Regions from separate parts of the Mus musculus genome. Here region 1 is linked to region 2. The links are chromatin loops, found by intact Hi-C in ENCODE. Cell type or tissue: left cerebral cortex. All regions are shown on one strand. Each heading gives the region's core, and the rest is flanking DNA. Links, peaks and the distances in the headings are about the cores only.

What was found. Hi-C counts contacts between places; a loop is a spot of excess contacts. Peaks named below come from ENCODE experiments on the same cell type or tissue, not always from the same donor. Only the 100,000 strongest peaks of a DNase experiment are listed, where the experiment ranks them.
Region 1: a loop joins it to region 2, with 1.9 times the contacts of the local background. A loop is called at or near these places in 4 of 42 quality-filtered maps.

Annotation. Positions count from the first base shown.
Region 1 is chr7:117,856,973-117,873,096 of GRCm38, reverse strand. No RefSeq gene overlaps it. Among named protein-coding and RNA genes, the nearest start is that of Gm34822, 14 kb to the right of the region's middle. In left cerebral cortex, for the core only: a CTCF peak has its summit at 7,286 (motif pointing left); DNase peaks (open chromatin) are centred at 4,897 and 11,209.
Region 2 is chr7:117,701,668-117,717,791 of GRCm38, reverse strand. No RefSeq gene overlaps it. Among named protein-coding and RNA genes, the nearest start is that of Gm34762, 49 kb to the left of the region's middle. In left cerebral cortex, for the core only: CTCF peaks have their summits at 7,388 (motif pointing left) and 8,237 (motif pointing left); DNase peaks (open chromatin) are centred at 7,678, 8,033 and 8,168; H3K27ac peaks cover 712 bases.

The DNA of each region.
Region 1 (16,124 bases), core at 3,858-11,857, 150 kb before region 2:
TAGAGATAGAAAAGAAGGAGAGACTATTAGCTGGAAGAGGCACAATAGCTAGTCACAAGTCTGCGGACACCACGTCTGTGGATCAAACCACCCACAGCTGTCTTTCCCCCCGCCCCCAAAAGTTGCACTACTGGGAAGGTAGAGACAAGAAGATCTCCAAGACCAGCCACTCTAACAATCAGTGAGCTCCAGGTTCAGTGAGAGACCCTGTCTCAAAGAATAAGATGGAGAGCAACTGAGGAAGACACTTGACACCAAGTTCTGTCCACATGGATGCACAAACATATGAACTCATGCAGCATATACAGGAACACACACACACACACACACACACACACACACTGCACCTTTAATGAACATGCTGTTTTCCGACAATATGTCTGAACAGCTGTTTCCATGGCACCTGCATTGTATTAGACACAGATAATGCAGAGAAGACATAAAGCATCCATTATACCATATGCACAGTCTATATACAGGGCGTTTTACTTCTGTAGCTGAGTTTTAGGCCCTGCTGCATTTGGGGACTCCAGAGAGTTCACCAGGACTCAGTTTCTCATCACCTCTTACGTCTTTACTCCATGCTGACTACGTTTCCTTCAGAGTCCCTCCTCTGGATGGCAAAACAGCTGCCAGAAATGCCCTGTACATGTCCCTAAAACAAGTGTCACACAAGAGCCAGTATGTCCGCAGAGAGCCCTTCGCTGGCTTTGGCAGGATCATCCAACACTCTTGGGTTCCAGCACCTTCGGTTCAACGTGGGGGGGTGGGGGGCGGGGGGGGGGCGGGGCGAGGATTCTCCACTCATCCCTTGGATAAAAGAAGGTTACATTTTGATGCCACATGAATAAAAGAAGGCCAGTGGCATGAGCACACACAATCATTTTGTATCCTCTTCCCAGTCTGAGGGTCACAGAAGCACAGATATGACAAGACACCGGTGTGTGCATGGGTAAGAGTGTTGCAAATGTATGTCTCAGAGTGGCAGCAACTGAAGAGTTGTTTATAAACACAAGCATTTCAAAGTTCTCACAGTGTAAGGACATAGTTCACCAGTGGTGGGTGTGCATGGCAGGGTGGGTGGGAAGGTGGGGGGGCTGGGGGTATCAACTGTCCCATCACCTGTACAACTGTCAAATTTAAACAAACAATTTTCATAATGAAAATCCAGACCCCCACCCCCCAAAGAGTGTCAGCTCCCTTTTGTCTGCTTTCCAGACACATTTCTTTGTATGGGAATGTGGAGGTCAGGAAAGGGGTGATCAGGCTGCCTCCTTATCTCAAACTGACAGCTAAGCTGCACCCTGAAGCATGAAGAAGAGGCAGCCATAGTGAGTGTGCACTGTGTGTGCAGGACAGGCTCTGGGAGCCGTCAGGGGCACAGTGAGGAAGACGAATATTTTGACATTAACACATCCCCACCCCAGTCTTCTGTCCTGATTTTGGAACTTCCCCCTCCCTCTGCTGGGTTGTGCTGTCTTTACTCTGTCAGGAGGAAAAGCAAAAAAGACCAACCAATGGGATGGATGGCCTCTTGGCTTTAGGTTCAAAAGTCCAAGTATGAGAGAAATAGAGAAGAAATAGCTCTCTTGTCTTCCCCATCCATGGATCAGTGATGAGAAACTCAAGGCTGGATTGTGGGGAGCCAGGTTTGTGATGATTTCCAGTGGCAAAGAGCAGGGGAAAGAGGGTCTCCATGATGGAGGTGCCTCAGGCTGTGGACCACCACACAGTTGCTAAGATGAGTCCATTGAATCCACCCCAGTTTATTTGGAGGGGCTTCCACCTGGGTTTTCTGCTTTGTGACTCAAGGGAGACATAGAAACATGAATGCCACAAGGCTCTTCTCTATAGAACAAGTGTTGTCCGTTTCTGTAATTACCATACTTATTTGCATGTGTTTATAGAAATATGGGAAAAGATATACCCCGTGTGTCTGGGGAGAGAAACAGGTGAAAGGCAAGAAAGTTAAAGTACATACAATCAAATATAAATAGTATATAATTGAGATAATTTCATGGCTGCAATGTGATGTATAATGTGAATATATAATATATAATATGTCACATCTGTGCATATTATACCCAAATGTTCCCTTCAACTCAAACAACATGGGCGTGCACAAGAAAACTCAAGAAAAAGAAGTGACATCTGCCTTGTTCACTTTCCTACACTTACGCAAATTATTGAAATTATGTTTCTCAAGGCTCCTACATTCCCCCACTTTGAAGAAGTCAGTGATGGAACCCCCCACCTCAGTAACTCATAAAAATGTATTGGCAACACTAGGCACTTCCACAATGCTTTAAAGAGAAACAGTAGAATCCTCAAAATCAATAAAGTACCTGTCATCGTGTAGAGAACTATGCGGGGATTGAGGTATGTGTCAGCAGCCCACCACCTGGCATGAACAAGACTCAGTTTCATCGCTCAGCACCATAGAACAGGCACACTCCCCTACATCCCCCCAAAATTATGCTTAGGGAAACAAGGTGAAGAATAAATTCATGCTGTTCTCTGGGAAGAAAGCAAAGCAAATGTGGGGTTGATTGGGGGAAGAGAGAGGCCCCACCCCGAACTTTCCAGCCAGGGTTGTAACGGTCTTGTGTTAAAGACGCTGAGACCTTAACACAGACCATGAGCATGGCAAGACGCTCATGACAGCTATTCCCCCACTGCTTGGCATGTGCAGGGCAGTGGGCTATAGAAGCTGGTGTTGCTGCTATCCCTGAGGCCCCGACTACTGGGAGTCATCCTTCTGATGGTCCTTTGCACCCACCCACATTAGCAGGGATGGATCCATAAAGCTCACACAAGCTTCGGGATTGACTGGGGCACGAACCATTGGGCAGGTGCTCTGTCCCTGCTGGGTGAATGCATGAGTGAGGGGGAGGAGTGAATGAAAGGTTATGAGTGAGGGAATGGATGTATAAGAGGCAGGTGAATGATCACAGCCTCCCCAGACTATGATCCATCTGCGAACAATGTCCTTTTGGGTCTCAACATGCTTCCTGCAGCCAGAGAACGGAGAAAAAAATGATCTAGCCTTCATCAGTGTCCCCATCAAGCTTGGTCACATGGCCCAGGGAGCTAGTACATAGGAAGCCAGATCTCTGTCATATGCCCAGTACTGGAGCAGGAGGGAGACTCAAAACACCTGGATAAGTATAGAACTAGTTCTTCCCCAGAGAACACACAGAGACCTTGATTAGATGATGTATTGTTTGCAAAGCCCTGACCAAGAGCCATGGAAGATTGGAGGAATTCTGGAACTTTCAGTTCTGAAAGGCTTAGAAGAATTCCTGGAGGACTACCAGACCGACACAGAAATAGGTCCTCTTATGGAGCACATGTAGGGCTGCCAAGGTGGCTAAGGGAGTTCTAGCACTTGACACAGAGGCTTGAGACCCTGAGTTCCCTCCCAGGAACCCACAGTGGCACGAGAGGCTAGAGTCTTGGATGCCGTCCTCTGGCCTCCTCACATGATTCCCCACTTACACACATCATACATGCATCCAATAAGGATACATAAAATATGTTTTCAAGATCACATCTGAATAGAGAGACGCTATCAAGAGTCAGGCCTGCGGGAACACTAGAAAAAAAATGGGGCTGGACAGTCTCCATTCAAGGCCACCAATGGCTTTCCAAAGCATAAGAAAGTGGCAGTCAGACAGGCCTCTACAGTCTACTCCTATCAGATTCCTCACCTCACACAATCCCTACCTCTCCTTATTTGCAAAAAGGGGTAACCATATTAGTAACGGTCTTCAATAATGTGCAGATTAAAGGAGCAAATGAAGAGCTGCAAGCAGCACTTGTTGCTTCTTTATTTGACTGGAAGCTCATGTTCATGTGCGTGTTCATGTTCATGTGTGTGTGAAGGTGCACATGTGGAGATCCATGTACCTGATGGGCAGAGGACAACCTTGGGCCCTGTTCCTCAGGCACTTGCCCCATATTGTGAGAGGTCCCTTACTTTGCTGGCTGCCCATGAGCCCTGCTGGTCCACTCATCTCCCTCCCCCCAGCACTAGAATTTCAAGTGTTGACCACCATGCTCAGCTCTCTCTGTGTGACCCAGGTCTTTGTGCTACCTTGGCAAGAACTGACCGATAGAGCTGTCATCTCACCCCAGCTACTGATCTTTTCTTTGTTTGTTTGTTTTAGTTTTTCAAGACAGAATTTCTGTGTGTAACCCTGGCTGCCCAGGAACCTACTCTGTAGACCAGACTGGCCTTGAACTCACAGAGATTTGCCTGCCTCTGTCTCCTGAGTGCTGGGAGTAGAGGCCTGTGCTGCTGCCACCTGACACTGTTGAATATTTTAAGAACAATTCCTACAGGCTGGCTCCTGTGTCCTCAGTCTACCCTAGGAAGATTTCTAGAAAGGAGACCAGGGGAATACTAGCCTTGGACTGGAGGCTTGGGCTGAGGTTCTGAGCTCAATCATCACTAAAGCACGGTTCTGCTATTTCCTACCTATATGACCTTGAACTCAGCTCTTTACAGTGCGATAGAATACAACACCAGTTTCACAGAAAACACACACTAACCATGCCATGATAAATAGTCATTACTAAAGAGAACCACAATAAAGTAGATCCCCGAGGGAGGTGAATACATTAAGCATGACATTTCTTCCTTCCCCCATCTTTCTTCTCCTTTCCCAGATTTGTTCAAGGCTTCATCACTATCGTCTGGTGTTTCTATTTTAATCATGTTATAGGTTTACAGTACCTCCCCCCCCCCTGCATCTTTATATGCTATAATTTGGGTACTATTTTTACACCACGAGACCATTTTCACTGAGAACAGATTCAATTGTCTTTCGGCATATATCATTGTTTATCTTAATTAATGCTAAAATATTCTTGGGGGGAAAACACATCCCACAGAGTATTATGCAAGGAAACTTAGCATTCACTTTTGCCTCCCTCTTGTCTGGCATATCAATTTATAAAGGTCTCAGCATCCTGTTATTTCAGTGAAGATATTGCTCTTAAGTGTAGACACCCTTCTGTGGGAATTCAGTCGCAAGGTGTCAACAGCAGGCAGAGATTAGCACCAGTGAGAGATGTAGGTCTGGCCTGCATGATTGACATCTGAAAGAAGATTACTTTCATGTTGCTGCGACAAACTACCTGACAGAAGCAACTTAAGGGAGAAGGGTTTATTTTGGCTCACAGTGGGTGACAGCAGGGCAGGTGTGGCAGCGGGAGACTGAGGCAGGTTGTCTCATCGCTTAAGCACCAGGAAGGAGAGAGCATTGCGTGCTAGCGCTCAGCTCATTTTCTCCTTTGAAAATTCAGTTCAGGGGATGGGGGTGGGGGTGGGGGTGGGGGCAGCTCAGGAACGGAGCTGTTCACACTTAGGGTGGGACTTCTTCTCACTTTAGTGAACACAGTCTAGAAAACCTCTTGCAGATACGCTAGATGTGACTGTTAATAATTTCCAACCTGACAGAATCTGGAATCTACTGGGGCAGACATTCAACACTGCAAAGAAGAAACAGACAGACAGAAGATTGGTAGACCTCACAGACAGTGATGAGAGTTTACCATGGCCCAGCATCCTGTCTCCTCTCTTCGAACAGATGCTCCACACATCCTCTGGGGAAAGATTGCTTCTACTCTCAGTCCAGATAATTCAACTCCTGCCTCTAGCTCCAGAACTATAAAACGATTCGAGATTGCCCAATGAGTACAGACTACTTCCTTCCTACAATGATTGGGCAAAGTGTCACCATGTGACCCAGCGAGAGCCAATGAAATTACACCTGAGCACTTCTTAAAGACCCGTGGAAAGGTCGCGAGGTTTCTTCCTCCTGGGATGCTAAGCTGGTGAGCTATGAGGTGGATCTGTCATCTCTACTTTGAGAAGGAAGTGCTTGCTTAAGGACAGTGCTCACACAAAGGAGCAGGGCTGACCTCTCCAGGGCCCTGCAGTACTGATCACTTAGAAACATCTGATACAACACCCTGGAGCCTTAAAGTTATCTCTCTCCACATAAAGTTGGACTGAGCTGTGTGTTTCTGACCCTCGTAACCAGAGTTCTGCAGAGGGTGGGACCCCATCGCAAACAGTGAGGGGAGCAGCCTCTGTCAGTGGGAGGAGGAGAGTCTTGTGGGGCTGACCAGACCACATCCAGGGAAACACCTCGGAGGGCCTCTTTACACAGGGCCCACACACCTTTTTAACACTGAGCATTTGTTTGGTATCTAAAGTTCCAAATAGCCTTTAAATCACACCATCAGCCTGGAGGAGGGCCCTAGAGGCCAAGTAACATCGTGGTGCGAAACGGAGAGTTTCACAAGGGCTGAGGTGAGACCTGTGGGTGACAAGTGTGTGCATTAAGGGTGTAAAAGGCTGGGAGGAACAACCAAGATGAACCTGGGCTCCATCTGACTGGAGATGGTACTCAAGGAGCCTGGCCTGAGCAGGGACTCGTAAAAAGTGGCCACTGGAGTCACTACCTTTTATTGAAATTGTACTGTGAACCACGCACTGTACTAAATACTTGACCACTATATTGTATCTTCTCTGCAACCTTGTGAGCTATGAGGCTTATTGTTTCCATTTTAATAAGGGCTTATTATTTTTATTTCTATGCCTGTGTACGTGTGTGTGCATGAGTGTGTGTTTGCACATGTGTGCACGTGGATCCCCAGGAGCCTCAGTTACAGGAGGCTGTGAGCTGCCTGACATGGGTGCTGGGAACCTAACTTAGGCCCTTTGGAAGAGCAGCAAATGCTCTTTACTGCTTAGACATCTCTCCAGTCCCTTATTGTCTCCATTTTACAAGAAAAAGAACGGACGTATAGGAAGAAGAAGGAGCCTGGTTAGCTGTCATGTCTGCCTGACTCATTCTGTCATTTTTACCTATGATCCTGCCTCAATTTCTTCATTTGTTTACCTCATATAGTAACCTGACCTTCATACGGCTTAGACCAAAGGCTGGTGCACACGGCTCAATGTACATATGTGAGCTTTCATCATGGTCGTCTCGAGTTACAGCTTTGTATCACCCTGATGAAAAGGTCATCTCTCCTTTCTCATGGCCCATCTGCCAAGCCCAGGGATGCTGGGAAATGATATGGGAATTTGCAGAGCGTAGACGTCTCTTTGCATTATCTCAAGGCAAGAGATAAAAAGAAATTTGCTTGAACATAGGATCATGTGAGGACTCAGCAATTAAGAGCACTGGCTGCTCCAGTAGAGGACCAGAATTAGGTTTTCGACACTCACACAGCAGCTCACAGCCACCAGTAACTGGATCCCATGCCCTCTGGTGGTCTCTGTGGGCACCTGCACTTATGTGCACGAACTGATTTTCATGACTGTGAGTCCCCTCAAGTGTTGTGTACGCATGACCCCTCCATGTACCTAATACAGACACAGGTATCCATAACTTCACTGTGATAAAACAATGACCTCTTTCTTATTCTCTTTATCTGCCCACCAGCCCTGGGCCTGCCCGTCTTTTCCACCCTCGGCTACTCAACATTATTCACTAGAATGTCTCCTTATCCCCTTGCCAGCCATAACTCAAGGCCGAGCGTCCAAATAATGACACATAGTAAAATAGAAGAGATTTAAGCAAATTCAACTGGAAATAATGTGAAAAAATATTATTCGCCCAGGACAGGAGGCTCTCTTTTGATCTTCCTTGGCCAGGATGCATTTGTTCAAGACGGTCCTTTGATAGCAAGAACCAAGCAGGTGCTAAAAGGAAACCTCGTGTCTTTGTTGGGAAATAATGAGTCTGATCGAGTCCCTTGCTTTCTGATGCACAAAGGACTCTATAAAGAATATCATTTGTGTTTTCTGAGCCCTGTTTCAGAGCGCAGCTTTCTTTGGCCTGGCTTTTTAGATGAGGGTTTGGGGAATGGAAGATTTCCCTGAATAAGAAATCAGAAAGTTTGACCCCCACGGCTGCCTCTTTCTTAACATGATAACAATTGGCAATTACTTTCTGATCCGAAGCGTGAGCAATGGATATCACAAGGCATAGCATGCCCACTCTCCTCTCCTAGCCTGTCCTCCCTGCCTGTTCCTGGAGGTGATTTTCCTTTTGTTCTTTCAGGCCCAAAGGTTCAGTATAATTTATAGATGGAAATACCTCTGGCAGGTGCAGTTGGAGGGGGCACCTGGCAAATTCCTGAGTCGGGCTTCTATTCTTCTTCTCTAAGGGACAGTCACTGTTCCCTTGGGATCAGGGAATCGGGAATAACCTGGCTGCTTGTGTTAGCATGCTGAACAGGCGCTTGACGCTCTGGCTGCACAGAAGAAATATGCCCTCAGAGCCAGGTGCCAGTGGGTCTGAAGCTAATGAAGTATCATGTGTGAGCACATTCATGAGTGTGTGGCTAAAAAAAAAAAAAAAAAGAGGCTCTGAAATCCATCCCTCTTGACCCAAGACCTTGCTTGTTCTTGGTTACTGTTCAGTCTCTCTGATGCTCAGTGTTTCTACCTGTAAAATGGGAACATTAAAAACAGTATGTTCAGACAACATGGTTTCTCCTCCTTGGTGTTATGAACATCTTGGGCCAGGCAGCTCTTTGCTTTGAGAATCTGTCACAGTCAGTTTTTTTTTCCTGTTTAGCAACAAGCCCAGCTTCTACCTAACACATGCAAGTCAAATGCAACCCCTCCCCACCTCCTTAGTTGTGACCATCAAAAGTGGTTCCAGATATCACCCGATGTTCCACAGAAGTTTAGTCCTTCCTGCTGCCTTCACGGAGATCCCCTTTGTCAGAGGCATTGTGGGAACTCCACAAAGTAATCCCTATGAAACATCCAGGCATTGCTGGGTAGATGCTGGGTAGTAGGCTCCCATCAATACTTGTTATATTGTAACTGTGGCATAGCAAATAGAAACAATGCAAGTCTTCAGAGAGTTATTTTTTTCTTTTTAAAGGTTATTTCTGTTGGGGGATGAGGTGGGCTATGTGCAGGTGAGGGCTGAGGTACTGAACCACCCCCCCCCCCCACCCCAGAGCTTGAGTGCTGGGATCCAAACTCAAGTCCTCAGCAAGAGCAGCAAGTGCTCTTAACCACTGACCCATCTGTCTAGTCCTGCTTGGAATTCCAGTTGTTAAGTTATCACAGGGGAGTCCTAAGTGTCCTTGTTTGCTGCTGATAACTCATTTAGTCTTATGTCAAAGTTTCCAGCTGCTACAAGATGTGGTGTCTCATGCTTTTGATGCAAGCGCTATGGGAGTAGGAGCAGGCAGACTTCTGAGAGTTCTAGGCCAGCTGAGGCTACATAGTGAGACTCTGACCATAGACAACCAATAAACCATCTAACAGCTGCTAGGAAAAGGGAGTTTTACTTCTAGGTGACTGTGAACAGGTGATGTCACCTGACCTTGGCCCAATGGAAATGGGGAAGGTGTTTAGAGAAGGGTCACTAAAGGGGGAGACAGAGCCCATATCAGCTATGTGTGAGCTATTGTCTCACCCAGGACAAAACGCTTAGCAGAAACAAAGAAGGAAGAAAAGGAGGGAGGGTGGGGGGGAAGGAGGGAAGAAGGAAGGAAGGAGGGAGGGAAGGTGGGGTGATTAATTTTGTAATCTCAACACTTTAATGTTTTCATTTTTACTTTTGTTTGAGACAGGGTTTCCTGGACCAGGCTAGCATCAGCCTCACTATGTAACTAAAGATGGCTTTGCTCTCTTGCCTCTGCTTCCAAAGGTTGGGAATTCAGCTGTGTGTGACTACCCCTGGCTTGATATTTGGACTTTTGACACCACAGAAGCAGCCTTTGAGTTTTAATTGGAGAGAGTTGAGGACAGAGCCCTGTTGTCCCTGAGTTTTCAAGGTGGGGGCAACTAGCTTGGTCAGGTCAGTGGCTGCTTGCTCCTTTGCTTTCTGTGGGGACTTTGTATATGCAAATGCAAGGGACTGGTCTCAGCCTGCAGAAGGAGAGAGAACATCCTTCCTCTTGTCAGAGATGCGTCTTTCTGCAGCTGGGAGGCTACAAACAACAAAACACATCTCCTTCTGTTCTTCCCAAGGATGACACACACTAACCAGTCATGGCAGAGGGAAGCGCCTTGACTTTCATGGTGCAAATCTCTAATGAGACTTGAGTCTGCTTGATCTTACCTTGGAATCACTGCAGGGTGTAGGTCCCACTGGCTAAACTGAGGCAAAGACAGGACCCCTGGCCTTGTAGTCATAGTACCTCAGGGGTGGCACCACTGTAGGGGTGGCTGTGCTGTGGCTACTAGGAGCCCTGACTTTGTCCAAGGCAGGAAGCCTTGGTGAAAACACCTCCGAGCTTGGGTGATCATCCTTCACCGTATGTCTTACTTTGAACCTTGCACCTAATAACTTCTCTAAAAGGAGGCTCAGCAGAGAGGAAGCTGGAGGTGATGTCATTTGGGTTCTGCTATAGCCTGAGGCTATGTGGAAAGCATGGTGTTTAACATGTGGTTTATCCTCAGTAGTTGCTTTTGTGGGTCTCAGTGGGTTAGAACTTTCTAGAATGCATATAATTAATATTTAAGGCCAGGTATGTAGCTAATAACTCTTGGCTCTCTTCAGGTGTAGAGTTCTTGGAAGGACATTAGAGGCCATTCTTATTTTGACTGGGGATTGCCTCCCTAATCGAAAGTGGGTTTTAGATGTTTAAAAGTATTCAATTAGTGGTCATCTAGGTCTTGAGAAATTGAAAGGCCAAGAGTCAACAGAGCTCATTGTTTGGGGACCCAGCCCTTGAAGTTAGACTCAAGACCCATTTAACACCATGCATTCACAAATAGGAGCCTCATGGGGTTATTCCAGACTCTAACCGGACAAGGCAAGCGGCATGCTTAGCATGCCTGGCACACAGTGAGCCGAAGGAGCCGACTCAGCCTCTGCAAGCGTTTCCTCCCTGTGCACGTGTGGGGACTAGCGCTGAGAGTCCTTTAGGTTTCCTGTCTCTGCTTCCTCCTCTGTCCTGCTGGAAGGTGACTACAATGCAAGCCCGTGTGGAGCCAGGCCATGGTACACTCCTGTAATCCCAGCACTGGGGGGCTTGTGGCAGGAGGATGGTGAGTTTGGGCACAGCCTAGGTTACATAGAAGGCTCTGAATCAAAGTACTCATCTTTCCTCACTGGAAAGAAAAATTTGACCTAGAAGTAAGTGCCGTTCCTCCACACCCACAGCTCTGGTGGGCAATAGTGGGTTTAGGATGTTATTTTGCCAGGGGTTGTTGTTGAATGACTCAGCAATGACTAAGCATGCCTCATTTTTTAGTTGATGGGAGGCTCATGGAACCAACTGGGAAAATGATGTAATAAACCCTAGTTCCTGGCCAAATTTGCCCCTCACTATGTATAATTTGAGGGGAGAATGTTCCCTTTGCCCAGACCCTTAACTTTAATCATTCTAGTTGGACTAAAAGACAAAGCAACATCTAAAATATATCTTCATTTGAATATATCATGATTTGTTTTTAAAAAGCATTGAGAACGTCATACGTGAATGTAATATATCATGGCTGAATCTACTTGCCCCTCCCTCCTGTGCTTCTGACTACTTTTCCTGCTCAACTTCATGCACTCTGTTTTAAATTCACTGGGTCCACTTGGTGCTGTTGTGTGCATGGGTATAGGGAAAACCCCTGGAACATGGGCAGCCTATCAGGGGATGCATCTAGAAACCAACCAACCAACCAACCAACCAACCAACCAACAACCTAACTGACCAACCAACTAACCAACCAACCAACTACCTAACCAACCACCCACCCAACCAACCAACTAACCAACCAACCAACTACCTAACCAACCAACCAACCAACCAACCAACCAAAAGCCCAACTGATCTGACTTATCCTCTTCCATCACCTGCCAATGGCTTCTCAGAGAGAGGGTGGGTCTTTTTGGGCCCTTCTCAATCTTTGCTGGGATTTAGGCTAGCTCCATCTGTGTTGGTCCCAGCTGTGAGTTCATGAGCGCAATGTCACTGTCATGTCCAGAAAACACTGCTAACAGCAGTCCCCAGCACCTCTGGCTCTTACAGTCTTTCTGACTCTTCTTTGGTGATCCTTGAGCCTTAGCGGAAGTGGTGCTCCATTTAGGAAGTGGTTGATACATGTGCTCCATTTAGGAAGTGGTTGATACATGTGCTCCATTTAGGGAACACCCCGCAGTCTCTTATTCTCTGCAAGTGGATCTATTGTTTCAAAAGCCATTCTGCTAATGACCACGGCTAACACTGATTAACCCCGTGACCTAAGATGACAAACTTATGCTGCCTCTCATCTCCCATTGTCTTCCTTGTCTGCTCAGCTTATGCTTTCATTTTTGGCCAGAGGGAGCTATGACAAACAGCTGCATTTCCCTGTCCCAAACTCACTTAACCTGTGTTTTAACATTCCTCATAGAAGAACATGGATGGTATTGAATGTGGGCTTTGAAGTTCAAATCCTGTTCCTGCCACTTCCTAGTTATGAGTACAATACTTCCTTAGCATTCTCTCATTTCTTCATTGCCACAAACAAGTCCTAAGAGATGACCGTGGTGCTGATAAGACAGATTCGAGCTCTGCTTTCTAAGAGTGCAACCTGTGGGCTTTGAGCACTTTGAGCAGAACTCACGTGAGGGCAGGAAAGAGCTAATGTTAACAGATCCTACAGTAGAGGGCCTGAGTGTGGTCTGGGAAGGCAGAGGTCACGAAAGCTGACCTGGTAGAAGCTATGCAGAAACTGCAACTACCTATCCTTTTCCACTGCTAGGATTTGAGCCCTGGATCTTGGATAAATTGAGCAAATACTCTTCTAGTAAGCTACATCCCCAGGCTCATGCAGAAAGAAAACTCATGCAGGAAATATAAGGACACATGCAGGGTAGGAAGACACTCCCTAATAGAAACTAAGAGGTTAGAAGTAAACAAAGAAACAACCTAAGAAAAGTCCAATGGGGAAGAACAGGAAGGGAAACAGTGAGAGGAGAAACGGGGAGCAAGGGCCAGGGTGCGAATGGATGCGTGCTTTCAGTTACAGAGAATAGACTGCAGTCCTCGAGGTAGCAGGAGCCACAAATCATACAATCAAGTTTCCAGGAATTGCCTACAGGTTGTCTATAAAATGTCATAACATATGGCATAGCTCAAGAAATAAGGAGAATGGATATTGCATGGTTTCTGTCATAAGGAAGTGATGTATGTTTGAAGATACAGGTTTTTTTTTTTAATCCTGGTTTGAACCTATGCAATGTATACACAGAACTGCATGATCATTAATGTACATCATGTTTTAATGTATTAGTCAGAATGCATTTTTACAAAATGCACCATATTGTGGAGAATGGGTTGTGTGGGAGGAGAGAGGCAGGAGAATGTGAAGGATGACGGCATGACAGATTGCTAGGACAACTCTCCGCAAGGCTGGGACCTTTGTTAGGTTATTTCCTAGTGTCCCAAGTCCTTGGAATGAATGGAGCTGGCTCATGCCAGAAGATCAGTCAAGGCTTACTGAACACGGTGTAACACTTCCCACAGTGGCTGCTGGGTGGAGGGAATCACGGAGACTTTAAACCTAAAGAATTAATAATTAATCAAATGGGAATTTAGAATAATACCCCTGGGTTCTGGCTTAAGCCTTTAGCAACTGATGAGTCGTGGGTGATGGTTGTGGTTTGAATGTGATGTATCCCGCCCTCCCCCCACCCCTGCCACACACACACAGGCTGGTGTTTTGATGTGGGCTATACTATTTTGAAGGCTATGGAACCTTTAGGCAGTAGGTCTGGCTGGCAGAAAAAAATCACCATGAGATTTTCGCCTTTGAAGGTTATATTCACTGCTGGTTTGGCTATGGTGTCAGCCTGATAGAAACAGCCCGCTGCATATGTCGACAGAGAGAGCTGCTCCCACCAGCCCTGGTGTAATGGATTGAAACCTTTCTGAAACAGGGATCCCAAATAATTAAGCTTCCCTGCTTAATTAAGCTGCTTCCGTAAAGCTATTTTTGTCCCAGCGCAAAGAGAAGCGATCAATACAGGCATGCTCTTTGCAGAGAAAACTCCTTAGCCCAAGTCTCAGCTTCCCCACCTGTAAGATGGGACTGACTTTTGACATCTTATAAGAATGTCATGGGAGGCACCTGATGCTTGGCACACCGGGGTGACCAGAGTGCTTGACATAGAGACCAGTTTACAGGGTGTCAAGTCTGTTGTAGGACACGTGTGAAGAGTCCCTCCTGTTTCCCCAGAGTCCCTAGGTACAGAATCTCTGTCCCCATGGATGGCTGTGGCAGTAGAAGTGTTAGCAACATGAGTGGAAATGTTCAGCCGGGAAAGGAGACAAGCAAGCACAATTGCTAATTTGAGTTTATTTTCTAAAAATGCACTGTGATTCTCAGTGTGGTGCACTCACGTGCAAACCTGGTCCTTAATGAGCTATTCTGCCGTTGCTGGTATGAGGGCTTGACTGGTCAGCGGGCCAGGTGGGTGATGAAGCTTTCTTCAGCCAAGGAGAATGGGGTGTGTGTGTGTGTGTGTGTGTGTGTCAGTAAATAGCACAAAGAAAGTTAGTTTGCTCTTTGAGCATCTGATCAGCACAACTTCCTAGGGAGCTTATTCAGCCCCATTTTCTAGGAATCGTGCCTGAGTAATAGGTAGGGGTTGTATCATGGAGACCACATTTTTCTTTTGTGGGAAAAATGCAACCATTTATTGGGCATGGTGGGCATATAGCTGCCATCCTAGCACTTGGAAGGCTGAGGCAGGGGAATTCCCAGTTTGAAGTCAGCTTGGGCTACATAGCAAGTTCAAGGCTAACCTGAGAGAGACTCTCTCAAAACCAGTAAACAAGCAAACAAGCTGCCATGCTGCTGGAGATGCTCTGCAGACCTCTCAGGACCACTCTTTATCTCTGCCTCCCCGCCAGCTCCCACTTCCTTTCCTAAGAACCAGCCATAGTCCAGGCCTTTGAGAGAAACAGAGGCGCAAGCAGCCACTTCTAGCCTACAGCATCTAACTCATTCCTGGGGAGTATGAGGCAACTGATTCTTTCTTGACTGGGTCATGAATGAATGAAGGGAGGAACAAATGAATGAAAGCTGGCATCACATGACTGAATGAAGGGAGGAACAAAGGAATGAAAGCGGACATCACAGAAGCCTGAGTCCTTAGAGGGGAAGTTGTTTTACAGTAGGCGTAAGCATGGTGGTTTTAGCTCCTCCTGTTTGAAACGACTTGTTTGGGAGAACTAGAAAGACAATTTAAGGACTATTAAAGCACGTGAGCAGGAAAAACTAACCGTGCTTATCCCTGGAGGGGTCGGAAGGACTCCGGTAGTTTTTGCTCAGGTTTCATTAGACTTCAAAAGCAGGATGGGGTGTCATCAGGGGATGGTTTTGACTTTTATGGTTTGAGGGAGCTTATTTTTCACATAAAAATATTTGTTAAAAAATACAAATGAACAAATAAGAGTTTTGGAGGTGAATCTGAATGCCAGGCTGGCTCCGGTGGCGTTCGGAACATCGCTCATGTCCCCTGAGCTCGGTATCACATCTGCGAGAGGAGCCGGGGAGAGCTTGCCTCCTGGAGCATCATGGGGATAGAAAGCAGAGTGTCTGGAGTGGAGGGGCCATTTGATAAATGACAGGTTCGGCTGCTGTTATTAGCAGCAATGATAACAGTGACACACGGGAGCATGACAAATCAGGGTGCACAGAGGTCCCTTATATCCCGGACAGTCCTTGAATCTGATTTTATTTATAGCCTGTCTGGTTATGCAGGGGTGGCTTAACATATTGATTCCCTGAAGAGCATATGGCTTAGCTCTGTAACGAAGGCCTTTTTAATAAACTCCTCTTACTGACTATCTGTGCGGAAGGCAGTGGTGTGGTCTCAGCCATGAAGGGATGCCAGGAGCTTGCAGTGCTTGCAGTTTACAAAGCTCTTCCAATGCAGCCATTAGTCCATAGGACAATCTCATTGCATCTGATCATCCCAGTTCCGCAGAGGAGAAAACAAAGAGGCAGGCTGGGGAAATTCTTTATAGCCACATGGCTGGTAAGAGAGTCAAACTCAGGCCTGCTGGATCGGGGTTGAAAATATTTTTATTAGTCCTGATGCATCTCTTATTGCAAGTTATGAGAGGTCAGAGAAAGTAGGGAGAGGGGA
Region 2 (16,124 bases), core at 3,253-11,252:
GAAGGGACAAGCCCACTTCCTTATTTGGCAACCTAATAAATTATGCACTTAACAATAGGGGTGCCCCAGAAGCACCCCCTTCTCACTGTGAGTCTGTCACCTACCTAATCACTAGGCCAGGATAGCTTCATTCCACCTTTGCTTAGACACATCTGCCTCCACTTTCTTACTGCACCAGTTGATACTCCCTGGAAAGAACAAAACCTCCCTCTCCGTGCCCTCTCTGTGAGTTTGTGTGTTCTGTAGATACTGATGGCAAGGAACAGGGGAGTTTAAGGTATCAGGGCTTCCACTCCAGGTAGGTGGGGCAGGAGGCTCACAGGAGCCACACAGGCCCTGTCTTCCCAATGTGGGCCGATATGGTCAACTCGAAGTGAAAAATGGGAATTTGAAAACTATAGGCAAAGAATGGCAATCGGTTTAACTAAAGCAAAAAAATGATAGTTGACTTTTTTTTTAAGTGTGTGTTTTAAAACCCAACATTTTGCTAAGTAAATCAGTGCCGGGAGCAATTTTACCAGGAAGTAAAAATAAACTCTAGTTTATATGCATTGTGTAATGTGTTGCAGCTCCGCCTGCACGATTATGGCAAGGGCATGAGCTACAGTGGGAATGAGAGCCAGCTACGCTGAGAATGACTGGGGGAAGGGGGATTCATGGGGATGAAGGATGCAAGATGCAGAGTCCACTGGTCATAGCTGCAACTTACAGCAGATTCTGAAAATGCCCTAAGCCTTGAGTTCTGGACCTTGCCATAGGTTTGTACTGAGGATGAAGTTACAAAGACTATAAGTATTCAGCACAGTGCCAGGTGCATGACAAAACTGTCACTGGGAGCTGGAGTGATGACAATTTTGAAAAATATACAGATTCCCTGAAACTGAAGCTACAGATGGTTATAAGCTGACACATGTATGTTGAGAATCGAACCTGAGACCACTGGAAGAGCAGCCAGTGCTCTTAACTGCTAAATCGGCTCTCTTTATGGTTGTTTTCTTGATTTGTGATTGATATTAGCAGCAAACCCCACCGTGGGTGGGGCCTGCTTTGAATGGGTGGTCCTGAGCTATATATGAAAGGTAGCTGGGCAAGCTATGGGGAGTAAGGCAGGAAGCAGTGTTCTGTTCCTCTGTGGCCTCTACTTCAGTGCCTGACTCCAGGTTCCTGCCTTGAATTCTTACCCTGAGTTCCATTAGTAATGGCTTGTGACCTGGGAGTTGTAAGATGAAATAAACCTTTCCCTCCCCAAGTTACTTTTGGTCTGTGTTTTATCACACAATAGAGAAGCAAACTGCAACTGTTTCTCCAACTACTTACTACCAATTCACGGTGAAAGCATTCAATATCCTTTCTGGTGCTTTGAAAAGCATCACACCCTATTAGTATCCATAGTCATGCAACTCTGCAGAAGCACACAAGAATCCTTGCTCCTGTGTAGCTATACTGTTTACGGGCACCAGTTCCTTCAGCTATCCCCTTTGCTCTCACCATGATCCCTGCCTTAGCGTGTGCTGACCACTATCCTGCTTTCAGGATCCACACAAGTGAGAGATTAGAGCACTCTCTCTGTGTCTGGCCAAATTTGCGTTATTTTTTGAAATTTGCTTCATTTGTGTCTTGATGGTAGGAGATATTTCATTTTAAAATTCAAAAATTTACTTACATTTTGGTTAATTCAGGGGAGGCATGCTATTGCACATGTGTGGAGATCAGAGAGCAATTCTTGAAAATTGATTTCTTTCTTTTCCCTACATGGGTTCTTGGGGACCAAGTCTTTAGACTTGGTGACAAATGTGTTTACCTACTAAGTTATTTTGTTAGCCCACATTACACTTTATTTATATTTATCCCTTCATCCACCAATGGGTATATGTATGCTCAATGTCTTAACTATTGTCAATAATACTGCAATAGATACAGAAACAGATAATTATTTGAAACTTTAGTGAAAGTTCTCATTAGTTCCAACATGTTTGTGTACTGTGTGATGTGCGTAGATGTGTGCATGCATGTCTGCACACAGGTAGGTGCATGTGCACATGTGTATCAAGGTGAGATGTCTTCCCTGATGCTCTCCTTTGATTCATTGGGGCAGAATTTCTCACTGAAATTAGGGCTCACTGATCCTGCTACTCCAGCTAGCCAGATTTCTCTGAAGACCCCTTGTTTCCATCTCTGGAATGCTGGGTTTATAGTTAGGATTGCCATGCCAATTCAACATTTAAGTGCAGTCTGGAGTTTAAACTCCAGTCCTCACCGTTCAGCAAAACAAAATGAAACACAAACAGCAAACAAACAACCACCTTACTGAATCATCTTCTCAGCCTGTTACTCTATTTTCCTGTGTAGTCCAGGCTGGCCTCAAATTTTAGATCCTTATACCTCACGCAGCCTTCCAAGAACTAAGATTATAGGCTTGTTCTGTGGCCATCTTCCTTAATGTCTCTCAGATTTTCTCTCTGAGATGATGTCATGAAATAAAGGCAATTTCATTTCTTCCTGTTGTATTTAGATGCATTTTATTTCTTTTTCTTACCTAGTTGCTTAGGATGGGACTTCGAATACAGCATCAGATGGAAGTGTTGAGAAAATACATCCTTGTCAGCTTCTGGACCTTAGAGGGACAGATTTTTAGTTCTCGCTGTGACAATAGCTGTGAGACATTATGTCCTTCATGCTGAAGATTAAGTTGTGATACAAGGGGATGTTTCCTTCTGTCCTTACTTTGTTGCAGCTGGGGTTTTTTTGTTTGTTTTGTTAATGCTTTAGATTTATTGAGCAAATCATATGAGTTTTATCACTCAGTTAATATTGTATACTACATTTAGGATCAAGGGAAGGGAAAGGAAGAGCAGGAATGATGGATGATGGAACAAGAAGAGGGTTTGGGAGGCCGGACAGCAGGCCAAGAGGGTGGGATTAGCTAAGGGGCTAAGGAGTTCTCTAGGCACTCAGTTACCTGGTGATGTCTGACACAACAGGGGCCAAGCTGATGAGAGCACACCACATGGGAAAGTTCCTTAGTCTTGAACCCAAGGGTCTAGGAGTGAGTTCACTCTACCTGCTTCCTGGGGACAGAGTTTTACAGTGTGTATGCTGCTCACATGTTTCCTGGTTCTTCTTCTGTCCCTTTCCCTCTTTCTCTGTCATCATCTCGTTCATCCTTGTTTGTCTTCAAGAGCATATCTGTTATTCTTCTACCTTTTGTTCATTGTCCTTCATTTTGTGTCCCCTTTTGTCTTTTATCCATTTCTCTCCTGAAACCCCACTCCCACCCCATTTCAACCCCACCTATGGGTTTCCAAGCCAGATGAGGGACATAGAGCACAGCCCATAACCAGGACAGCTCTCAGAGAGCATGGCAAGAGTGGGTCCACTCTTCCTACCCAAATTAGGCTTAGGGCTACTCAACTCCATTGAGACAAAGGCTACATACAAATAGAGCCAGTTTCCCCCTCCATAGAACTGGCTTCTCAGAAATCACCAGCAATAGGCTAACCTAGTAGGTTTGCTAGGAAGATCCCAGCCCCCTGCTGCAACACTTCTTTCCTTGTCTTTCTTTTTCCTCCCCTCCCCACTGACTTGAGCTATATAATCTAGAACCCTCTAATTCCAATACAATCTCCCAGGTAGTTTATGCCATCCATAGCCATATTCACTGCCGCCAGAGACCCTATTCTCCAGCTCTCCCACATCCTGAGACCCTTGTTCACAAAGGCCAATCAGCAGGCGAGGACTAACACTCATCTTTTCTTTTATGGCTCTCCTTTATCTTTCCTCCCAGTCTCTTCCCCATTTCCATCTTCTTTGTCTCTTATGCCCTCTCCCCCTTTCTTCTTCTCTCCTCGTCTATTTTCTTTTCCCCGTTCCTCCCCTCCCTTTCTCCACCTTCCTTCTCTTTTCACCTTTTCTTTGATTTGACATTGCATTATTCTCTGGCTTCCTGTGTGTGTTTTGTAAGGTGGGAATGGGAGGAAATTCTGATCTCCACAGTTGGTGCTTGGGAATTCCCAGTTGGAGCATGTCCTGGAAAGTGGTGATGCAGCTTATCCCCTGGGGATCCCAAGCAGCACAGCCCAGTGGGATTTTGGCTTCCTGATTGTGCATCATGGAGGTTTTAGGAGCCCAAGAACCTTCAGGCTTTTTGCCCTATAGTACAGAACCAGGCTGGCTATTCTTTTCCAAATTTTGACATGTATATAATCTGCTCAACAATCTGGTTAAACCACAGACTCTGATTCAGCATACCCAAGGTGTAACCTCGTACTCTGTATTTCTAGCATGTTCCCAGACACTGCTGATGATACAGACTTCTCAGGGCTAAGATGTAGTGTGAGACCCTCAAGGGTCAATGTGTTGAAAGCTCAGTCTCTAGAGTGGCAATATTGGGAAGTGATAGGCCTGACTGGAAGGGACTAGGATCATTCTCTTGTGAACTGGGCTGTGGAAGGTAAGTTGTTCCTGTCTCCTTTCATGGTTGGTCTCTCATGAGCTTCCATTCCCATCCTGCTGTCTTTCATTAGGTCCTTGCTAGAGCTGAGTGAATTCTGGTGTCATGCTCTGTGTTCCTGGAATTGTCAGCTTTCCTTGCAAGCAGATCCACATATTTTGTTATGGTAACAGGAACACATTAATTCAGGGTCCATGGACTACATGTTGGGTGCCAGGGATGCTGTACATGCTGTCCTTTAGAATCCTCTTCTGCCTTGATGTCTTCTCACTTGTCCCTAGCAAATGGAGTACAATTATGCTGTACGCCTAGAAAACCTGCAGAACCCTATAGTATTTTTCCTCACCTTAGATTCTTATAACCATAATACCTGTCCTTCTTGTCTGACTTTCTTCCATTAGACTAATGTCATTCTAAAGATTGCCATAGAATGAAAAAAGAAAGAAAGGAAGGAAGAAAGAAGGAAAGAGAGAAAGAAGGAAAGAAAGGAAGAAAACAAATTGTTCCAGGCTGGTTGACCATGTTAAGACCATAACGGTGCTCATCCTAAATGTAGCCATTGGAAAGGATTAATATAGTTCTTTTGGAACTGGGTTAGTTCCCAAGAGATCAGGTTACCATAAAGAATGTCACCCTGCCTCTGGTAGTTATTATGCTGCATATTAAAAATAGCTAAAACCTAGAAACGACCTGAATGTCCACTGGCAGACAAGAGGGTACCCACACTCTGGTATATCCATACAATGGAATACTTTGCCTTAAAGAGGAAGGAAAGTCTAACACCTGTAACAACATTAATGAACCTAGGGACATGTTATGTGGAATGATACAGGCAAATAGGAAATAGACGGTATTATTCTATTTACGTGATGGATAGAAGAGAGTCAGTTCATAGACACAGAAGGAAAAATAGTGGTTTTGGGGCCAAGGGCAAGGCAATACTGTATAGTTATGGCTAAAGAATTAAAAGCCTCAGGGTTTTTTTTTTTAAGATTTCATTTTATTTTTAACTGCACATATATGGGGGTAGTATGTGCATAGGTACTTGTGGAGTCTAGGAGAGTATCAAATTTCCCAGAGCTGGAGATGGAAGCAGTTGTGAGCTCCCAGGGTGGGTGCTGGGAACCAAATGCTGGTGCACTGTAAAAAAAATTCTGTAAAGAGCTTCTTCAGTTTTGTATGTAAACTGTTGTGGAGGTAGATAGCAGTTATAGTTACACATTGTAAATGTGTATAAAAGTATCACTGTAAATGTAGAGATGGTAAAAATTGTCAATTTCATTGAGTTTATTGTACCACAATAAGATTTGCAGAAAAACTAGCATTGTCCTTCTAGCCCTAGGTCAGCTCTTCGTAACCTTGTGTATCTAGCATGGATGCCCTGCAATAGAACGAACCGATACCTGGATGGATTCCCATATGTGGAAGACATAGAATTTTTATTAGATGTATTAGTTGCTGCTGTGACAAAATAACCTGAGGTGAGTCAGCTCTCTGGAGGAAATGCTCATGCTGGCTCACAGTAGCAGAGGCTTCATCCTATGGATGCCTTCACCCTATGGGCCCCAGCACTTTGGGACTAAACACTGTGAAAGAGAGAGCGTGATACAAAAGCTGCTCACCTTGTGATGGAAGAGATATGGCCAGTATCCCAACACACCATTGAGCTACCTCTCCCAGCCTGCCCCTACTGACTGACTAAGGTTTCCATCACCTCCAGGTAGTACCACTAGGCAGGGACCAAACCTTGCCTCTGTAAGCCATTGGGGGATGTTTCAGATCCAGAATATGGCCTTACCCCACAGACGAGCAAGGGTTGGGAGTCTCTTCTCTGTTTTCCGTAGTCTCATCTGTGGCCTCATTCCCATCTGTGCCCAGGACAGGTGTGCACAAGAAGTTGGTTCTTTCATATTAACTCAGTTTTGGCAAATGCTTATTCATATTCAAATGTCTCCGGGGTTGTTTGTCTCTTCTTTCTGGGACCCTTTCCCCTCCTCCTCCTGCCTTGATTTGGCTCAGAAATAAATTCAGGTGCTCCAAGGTGAAACATCACCTCTGTTTCCACGCCTACTCTTCTTCCAGTGCAGGGGTCTGGCAGCGAATGGCCGGAGACTCCCCTGATACTCTCTGGTCATTCTTCTGATGGCTGCCTCCAAATCATTCGTTATGGCCTTGAAAATCCCCTCACTCCACAATATTCTCATTGAAAGTCAGGTTTCTTCTGGCCTATCCAGTTTTTCAGGGATTGCAGGCATGGGAGGAAGGGCATCATGGGTATTTTCAACAGCACTGCTATGCCTGGGCTACACCAACCATCGTAATCTACATCAGGGCCAGTGAACTGCAACCCACACGCCAAGCCTTTTCTCCACTTAATTCTGCCGCTAAGGTGGAGTAGGAGCTGTGCCCATGGGCTTGCATATTCTTTGTACTAGAGCAGCAGAGTTACAGTTGTGCTTGAGACTACACAATTGTTAAGGCCCAAACGTTTGCAACCCTGCCCTTTTTGGTAGACTTTGCTGACCAGTGGCTTGGTGGTGGAGTGTAGGGCTGTGTGGGGCGTGGCCTGTGTGGCTATATGAGACATCTTGAGCTGCACTGGTCACCCTGCAGCCATGGCTACCTGAGCACTGCTATCCCACAGCCGCTTAAGGATACACTTTAAGGAAGCTGCCTCTTGGATTTTAGCTTTCTCTTGAACCATTTGGGTTCTTTCTTCAAAATTTCTCTCCTTTTTCCAGGTAGAAATTCTTGCTGTATCGTCTCTGTCTTATACTCTGTAGCATATTTGACGCTCAGACCCCCACTGCTTGCTTTAAGTTGTTTGCAGATTCCGAAGCATGCCCTTTTACTGTCAACAAAGTCTAAATTAGGACTCCTCCCACCCTCTAGTCTCCACCTCCTAATGGTTCAATAGCTTTCCAAAATAATGCCACCTGCTGGAGAGCAACGCTCAAAACATGAGCCTGTTGGTGATGACATTTTAAACTCAAACCATAGCAAGCTAAAAGGCACGGGTAGGTATGACATCATCCAGATGTGGCCAAGCTGCTATGAAATTCCAGGTGGCTCAGGTTACGCTAAAGGTCTCACCTTTCCTTCAGTTGACATTCCAATGCTCACTTGGTAATAGCCTCTTTTGCTCACCTCTACAGCAGCCGGTCCCACAACATATGTCTCTCTTTGAAATTCATCTCTCTTTAGACTCCTAATTTCCATTCTTGCTTCCCAGAGGCAGAGCCAGCAGGCGTCTCCACATGGTTTCTTGATTCTCCAGCTGGGATGTATAATGGATACTGGGAGGCCACTTCCATTCCGATTGCTTCTTTACCTTCTGTTGAGTTCCAGGCAGTCACCATGAGTGGACAAGCAGGACATTTCCCTGAGCACGTGGATACCAGCACCCCCTCACCCCCCCCCACACACACTGGAACCTGCTTGCCAGAGAGAGCAGGGTTTCTCTCTGTGGGTGGCACTGCCTATGCTGGGCTTGGCCCTAGAAGGCCAAACTTAAACATTGAACTGAACCATCTGAGTCTTCTCCAGGAAACAGGTTGAACAAATCTCTTTTCCATCTCTGGCCTCATGAATATTCATAAGTAAAACAACTCTAAGCTGGAGATAATGATTCATGCAGGAAGCACCATTTTGAACATTATTATCTGGGAGTGACAAATGAATTTCTAATTTAACATGTGTATTGCACAAATAGATCACAAGAAGTTGAAAGGCAGAAGCATCTTTGAGAGTCATGACACTGCTGTGTAACGTAGCATAAAGTGGCAGAGGATGGAGCACGCCTCCCACTGGTGGCTATGCACAGAAACTTCCTTCAAAGCAGAAGAGAAATGAAAGAGAATGACATTTCAAACAGTGCTTGAGTTCACAAAAGAAGCCAATTATAATGACCGGGATTAAAAGAACAATAGCAAAAACAAAGAGCCAGTCGGTAGCAAAAGCAACATCATTGGATTGAGTTATTACTGTAGGATGAACAGAATCCTCCTTTTCTGCCCCTCTGACAGCAGAAATGGAGTGGAGGCCAGTTGGGTTCACTGACTGTTCAATAAGAATCAGAGGGCAATCACTGCAAGGCAGGATTGAGGAGGGGGTGGTGGAATTGATTTGAGCTGCATTTCAAGTTCAGTTTCACGTGGAAATGTTAATTTATAGCGTAGTAATGTGATAGCTACACTGCTAGACTGTGAACCAGAATTGGCCACTTCCACCCATCCAATAAGACAGTCAGAGCGGCTACTCTCCAGGACCTGTAGCTTCTCGAAAACCAGGACTGACTGACTTCTCAAAGTTCTAGATACCTACCACCACTGTTCCCACCACAGCCCATTTTCCTTCCAAATGCTGGAGTAAAGTGACCTTTCATTTCCTCCGCATAACGAGCCTGTGTTGGCTTGCTTTATCTCAACTTGACACATTCTGGACTCATCTGAGAGGATGGAGAGAATTCCTCCATAAAACTGGACTGTAGGCAAGCCTGTAGAACATTTCCTTAATTAGTGATGGGTGTGGGAGAGCTCAGCTCATTGTAGGTGGTGCCAGCCCCAGCCTGGTGGTCTTATAAGAAAGCGGGCTAAACAAGCCAGTTAGCATCACCCCTCCATAGCCTCTGCACCTGTTCCTGGTACCAGGTTTCTGCCCAGTTTGAGTTACTGCCTTGGCGTCCCTAATGGACTGTGTGTGATTCAGGATATGTAAGCTAAATAAGCTCTTTCCTCTCCAAGTTGCTTTTGGTCATGGTGTTTCATCACAGCAATAGGAGCCCTAAGACAGAGCATTCGTCCAAAGCTCACAAAGCTCACACACTCTTACAGAACATGAACACCTATACCTTGATGCTCTATTCTCTCCTGCCACTTTCCCTCTTCCTCCCCTCCCTGTTGGGGGTAATATTTCTCTACATTGTATAAAGGTATATCTCTGGATTTTCAATTATTAATCTGGTACTTGCAGAGAGCTAAGTGCTGGCAGGATTTTGGTATTGTCATTATTATGGCCCACCTCGGGGTTTTGTATTTTGTGAATATTCATCCTTCCTCACATGCCTAAAGGCAGTATAGAGATGTATCAGAGGTTGTCTTACTACTGATTGCTTGTAATAAAGCTCTGATGGTTAATTGCTGGTGCAGGAAGTAAGAGCGTGGAACTTCCAGTAGAGGGAAGATAAAAACAGAAATGGGAGAATTGAGAGGGACATGGAAGGAACAGATGTGAATTACACCAGAGCAGAGAGGTATAGAGCTAGCCATGGGGTGGATCATAGGCCAGATAGTCAGGTTAAGTTAGATAAGCTAGATGAGAGACTGCAGAAGCAAAAGGCCTAAGCTTTAAACTATATTAGAAGCCTCTGTGTCTTAGTTATACTGCTGGTAGGTCTGAGAAAGTCCCACTATATCTACACTCTTCTTCCTGGTTCTTTCTCAACTCTACTTCAGCTAACGCAGATGTCCATTCATTCCTTATGATTGTTACTCTTCCTTGTCTACTTGATTGGATTTACAATCACTAAGGAGACTGGTGAAACATGCCTTTGGTCTCTCAGGTCATTTCAATGAATTCTCATTGAATGGAGAGGGTCCATACTTAATGTGGGCAGCACCATCCCATATGCTTGGAATGTAGGTGAATTAGAAGGGAGTAAAGGAGATTCTACCATCTCAGCACCCTTTTCTCTGATTCCTGGTACCCATGAAATAAGCAGCTTCCTTCTTCCACACATTGCCACTATTGTGATATTCTGACCAAGTGTATGGGACCAAGCAACTATGAACAGATTCATTAAACCACAATCAAAGATAAATTCTCCTCATTTAAGTTGTCTGTGCCAGGTACTTTGGTCACAGCAAGAAAAAGCAAACTAACACAGTTGTTATTTCCTCCAAGATAACCACCCCCCATCTTGAAGAAAAGCTCTTTAAGACACATGATGTTCCAAGGCCATGTAGGGAAACTAGATAAACTCAGGAAATAAACAACAGAAATGTTTCAGGAAATTCCTGAAACTGATCAGATACACTAGGTCTCTTTCTTCCTAAACTTACATAAGCTGAAAAGACTGCTCAGAGATACTCTTAGATAAGCTGAACTGCCTGGAAAGAAGCTCAGACCCAGAAGGAGGCACCCTGAAGAAACAGAGACCAACCTCCAACCTACCTGAAAAGGCGCTCTCTCTCTCTCTCTCTCTCTCTCTCTCTCTCTCTCTCTCTCTCTCTCTCACACACACACACACACACACACACACACACACACACACACACACTTTCTCTCCCTCTCTTGTTTTTAGAGATAGGGTTTCTCTGTATAGCCCTGGCTGTCCTGGAACTCATGCTGTAGACCAGGCTGGCCTCGAACTCAGAAATCTACCTGCCTCTGCCTCCCAAGTGCTGGGATTAAAGGCATGTAGCAGTACTGCCCAGCTGAAAGGCATTCTTTAACTTATTGATTTGCCTGCAGGTTGTGTAGTATGCTTCACAGTTTTCATGTTGGGGTAGGACTTGGTGATGCAGCTGCTTTTGAGTCATTTCTGCTCTTATAAGTTATCCTTCAACTATACTCCTGTAAGTAACTTCAATAAATCTCAGTGGTTCACCAAGCTGAACTTTAGTGATCTTCTTACTTCTGTTCTCAGTTTCCTACTTGGGGTGAGCAGGTGTTTGTTTATGTCTACAAATAGTCCTATAACAGACACCCTTTGACTTAGGCTGAGGGCTTGCCTTGCTAAGTCCCTATACACTAAAAAATATAAATTAAATAAAGCAACACACATAACTTTTCAAGTATTCTTGCTTAGCAATGCACTGCATGGTTAGAAGATAGTTGTTGACCTTATAATTGCTTGGCTGACAAGGAGCCAAGGCTGGATTTCAGTTCTAAAGGGTATTTCCACTGAATATGTATCATTTTATGTTATCAAAAGCTGGAAACTTATAAATAGAAGGAAGCACTGTAAGCTGAGGACCATCTGCAATGTGCCTGTGAATGTTTGCCTGGGAAAGTACAAGGTGTATGACAACACGTGTCCTTTATCTTATTAGAGTTTTACACCTGATGATATGTCAGTATACCTTCTTACCAGTGTGGTTAAATGGCTGCCAGAAGCAGCAATGGAGAGGAAGGAGTCGTTTTGGCTGTTGCTTGGCCTAAAGCCAACAATCATGGCAGGAATGTGTAGCAAAGAAGGTTTCCACCTCATGGGAAGACAAGAATCAGAAAAAAAAAGGGACCCAGGGGCCTTTCCATTCCCACTCTGTGTAGATGACTTGCCTACCTTTGTTAGGCTTCACCTTCCACAGTTTCTGCAAGTTAGCATCACGGTGAGGAACCAAGCCTTCAAGCCCATGGAAAAACATTGTATGTTCAAACCATAACAAACCACAGGCATGTGACTGTTTCTCTGAGGTTAATATATTATAGCCTAATGCAGGCAGAAGAAACGATGGGAACCAGATTTGTTGGGGAAAGAGCTTTTTAAAGATGCTTGGCCAAATCTCACCAATACAACTTTGATCAAGGATCTACCTTAGAATTGGACCACTGAGTTCCAAGACCTCCCCCATGGAACACAGTGTTGACCGGACCCAGAGAATGTGTGTGGGACTCACATCCTTGTGATACCATGTTCTGGATCAACTGAAGTTAAAACCCCAAACTTACCCAGGTAAAAGGCCTTAGGCTGTCTGTCAAGAGTCTCTGCTCTGATTATCTAAAGAAGTTGCTGAGGCTGAAGCTGGGCTGGTTCTGTGACTAGCAAGAGTGAGTCCCGTCAGTTCTACTAAAGCTGTAAACAAAGCTATGGTAGAAGCACAAACAGTGATCCTTCCTAGGACAGTGATAGGGCTGAGAGCAGAAGAAAGGAGAGAAATATTGATGAAGCAAAACCAACAGATGTCCACTGGAGAAGGCTCCCTGATTTCCATCTTCTCTGGGTTCTTAGTGCAACATACAGAGAGGAGATGCATGTAATCAAAGCTAAGAAGTATGATGCTTTTCCATTACTATGACAAAATATTTAAGAAAGACATTTGAAAGACTGAAACATTTATTTTGGTTGATGATTTTGAGATTTCTATTTGTGGCTGTCTGGATCTGTTTATTTTGAACCGGTGAGAGGCAGATTATCACTGCCACAGTCTGCTTTTCTGGATTAAACACTGATCACATACATCTTGGGAAAGGAAAGGGTTCCTTTTGTCTGATAGGTTATCATCCACCATCAAGGGAAGATTAGGCAGAGACTTTGAAGCAGAGACTACTGGGTAATACTATCTACTGGCTTGTTCTCTCTGGCTTGCTCTTGGCTTCTTTTTTGGCCCAAGTTCACCTGCTAAGAGGTGGCACTGTCTTCAGTGGGCTGGGCCTGCCCACATTAATCAGCAATCAATAAAATGCCTCCATAGATGTGCTCACAGGCTCACAGTATGATCGAGGCAATTTGTCAACTGAGTTTCTCTCTTCCCAGATGACTTTGCAACAAGTTGGCAAAATACCAAGCAGCACAGTCATGGTACATGGTAAAGAAAACCGAGCACTCCATGGAAGTCATAAAGGAAAGAGAGAGTGAAAAGAGAGGGACTTGAAATAATAGGTACATTTTAAGATTTTAAAACATTATTTTTAATTACTATGTTAATGTCGTGTGTCTGTGAGCGGATGTATACACATGAGTGTAGGCCCCATGGAGGTCTTTAGAAGAAAGCTGCTTGGAGCAGGTGGTTGTGAGCTGCCCAACATAGGTGCTGGGAACTGAACTTAGGTCTTGTGCAAAAGCAGCAAATCCCCATCTCCCCAGCTCTGAGTTGCGCTTTCGGTTGGCATGCCCCAGTACTAACCTAATTTCTCTAAATAGACCACTCCTCCTAATAGTCTATCCTGCTATTAACTCATCATTGATTAACCCATTGATAAAGTTGACAAAGTTATGATCCCATCTCCTTCCAACACTACTACCAACTGTAGACCCTTCAGTGCATGAACATTTTTGCAGAGAAGGATGGGCTTCATATTTATACCATGAGAGAAGACGGAACATGTTTGCTTGGGAACAGAAATACAGAAATTGTAAAGAATCAGTGTGACTTAGCCTGATTCCCAAATCATATGATACATAGAGCTGTAGTCTTCCATTTATTTTGCAGGTTCCTAGGACTCAGGGATGCGCGTCAGGAACTTCCCTTGGGTCCAAAAGATCATACTCTGCCCTGGCTTTACCAGATCACCCCGCTCTCTTCCACAGTTCTGCTTGTGATTTTTGGTGGACATGCTGTACACTAATACAGCCTTGAGAATAAAGGCTCATGTTCACTTCCATCTGTCAGGTCCATGGAGCAGGGCCTGACATATTGCAACCACTTAACAACTACTGAACTACCAGGTGTCTGAAAATGCTGAATGACCACTGGGAAAAGACAATAGGCTAAAAAGTATGGTTTACAAAAGCTCAAATCCAGGATGGGGACAAATACAAGACTGATGACACCCTTCATGATAGAGTGATGGTAAGCTGTCTTTTAAACATGATTATTTGTGTGTGTGTGTGTGTGTGTGTGTGTGTGTGTGTGTGTGTGTGTATGCCCATGGAAGCCAGATGAAGGTGTTGAATCCTCTGGAGCTGGAGTTACAGGTTGTTGTGCACCACCCAGCTCAGGTGCTGGAAAGGAAACTCAAGTCTTCAGCAGGAGCATCAGGTACTAAACACTGAGCCATCTCTTCAATCCAAGACTAAGTCATGCATGCAACATCAACTGACCATTTCTACTCCCTTCTTAGCTGTGACAAGACTCTGAACAGGCTAAGAGTTTGTGATGGGCCACTGGTTAATAATATTACTCTGAGCATCCATCAAGGGGAGCTATGCATGCATTAGCTCATTTGACTCTCATAATGGCCCCAAGAGGTGGATGCTATAATTACTGTGCTCATTTCACAGGCTGAAAGAGATTAAGGCACTTGGCCAAGGTCACAGGCCTCTAATAGGACCAGTCCAGGGTATAAATTCTGCTTGTCTGAGTCCAAGGTTCCAGTCCACAAGCACTCTGCTATTTGCTTACTACAGGAGAGTGCACCAGTATTAATTCTGCAAAAACACCTTACGGACGAGAATTCTAGCAATAGAGCCAGAGCAGTGAAGCCCCTGAGGTGCTCACAATGAAGATGATGGAGGGATGAGTGGGGAACTTTTGTAGACAATGAGTCTGTTGTCAAGGAGAGTGAAAGAGATGCTCCAGGAAGCTAGAAGCCTCTTTAGATCTCTGAGCATCATTGTTAAAGACAGAGATTGGATTTATTTTGGGGGAAAACTAGGAATATCATGTGTGTTCCAAGCTGACAGGTTTCTAAGCAATATGAATGTTAAACTTTTTGGAACTACATTCTCACATGTTAGTTTGTGTGAGCACTACCCAGAGAGCTTGTCAGAGCACACACCCCTGCACAGATATTTGCATTCAGCACATTTAGGGTGATGTTTTCCATTTGCATTTTGAACACGCTCTGAGTTGAGGACCTCTGCTGTACCTTGGCTGGCTCATGCTTTGAGCAACAGTGTCCTCGAACAGGGGATAAGGGATATTTTCTTGGGCCAAGGGAAATGGCTTGGTGCTTAAAGCACTTGCCACACAAGAGCACCATAGTTTGGGTTTCCAGGACACATGTAAATGCCAAGAGATTATGGTGACCTCTCTCCAATTCCATCCTTGTAGGGTAGAGATGGGATCTCCTAGCGAGCTGGTTGGGGATACTATCCAGGTTTGATTGTTAGATCCTGCCTCAATGAAGAAGGTTTAAGAGCAACTTAAGAATATTCCTATCATCAACACCAGGCCATTACATGTATACACACATGTGTCCACATTGTTCAAACATGCACACATATCACACACATGGAAAGAAGTAATGTTTTCTGTAAAGAACTCTATAGTGACTATTCTAGGCTTTAATGACTGTGCCTTTACAGTGCAGAAGCCAAAGATGATTGATACAACGTAAATGAATGAATAGGTGTTACAATACATCAGGCAGTCCAGCCCTTCTACTTCAGTTGGAGTTCTTCGTTGCCCTCAGTAGACATCACTGGCTAGTCTGACAATGGAAGGGGATATTTCAGTGCTTTGCCATGGCAGAGCACCATCTGATCATTATTGGTTCTTCAAGAAGGTCCCGGACCTGTTTCTGTCAAGTTGTCCCTGATGGCCAACCTTCAATCTTGACCTTAGTCAGTAGAAAGCACTAAGAATTGGGCTATGTCTCACTGACCACAGGTTGATGGCAGCACCTGAGAAGCACCTCTGAAGCTGGGTCGTGTATGTGTATGTGTAAGTTGACAGAGGTAAAGAACGGTAGCAGGGGATTTACACAGGCCATTGGAGGGAGCCTTACACATGGTGGGAGCTCCATATCTTCAGCAATGTGTACACCACCAGATCTGCCCGATGTTGGGGGGATGAGTCCATTAGGAAAGGCTCTAACCTTCCAGCTCAGGTGTGAAGTCCAGCATCAATGACTGGACTCTGTTTTAGGGCTAAACTCAAGTTGTCAGGATCCAGGAAAACCCTTATCCTCAAGGAGCAGGGCTGAGTCCCAGGTTGCAGTACTCTGCCACTTTCTTACCATAGGAGGATGTAGTGTTGACCCTGCAAAACCATCTTACAGTTCAGAGGTT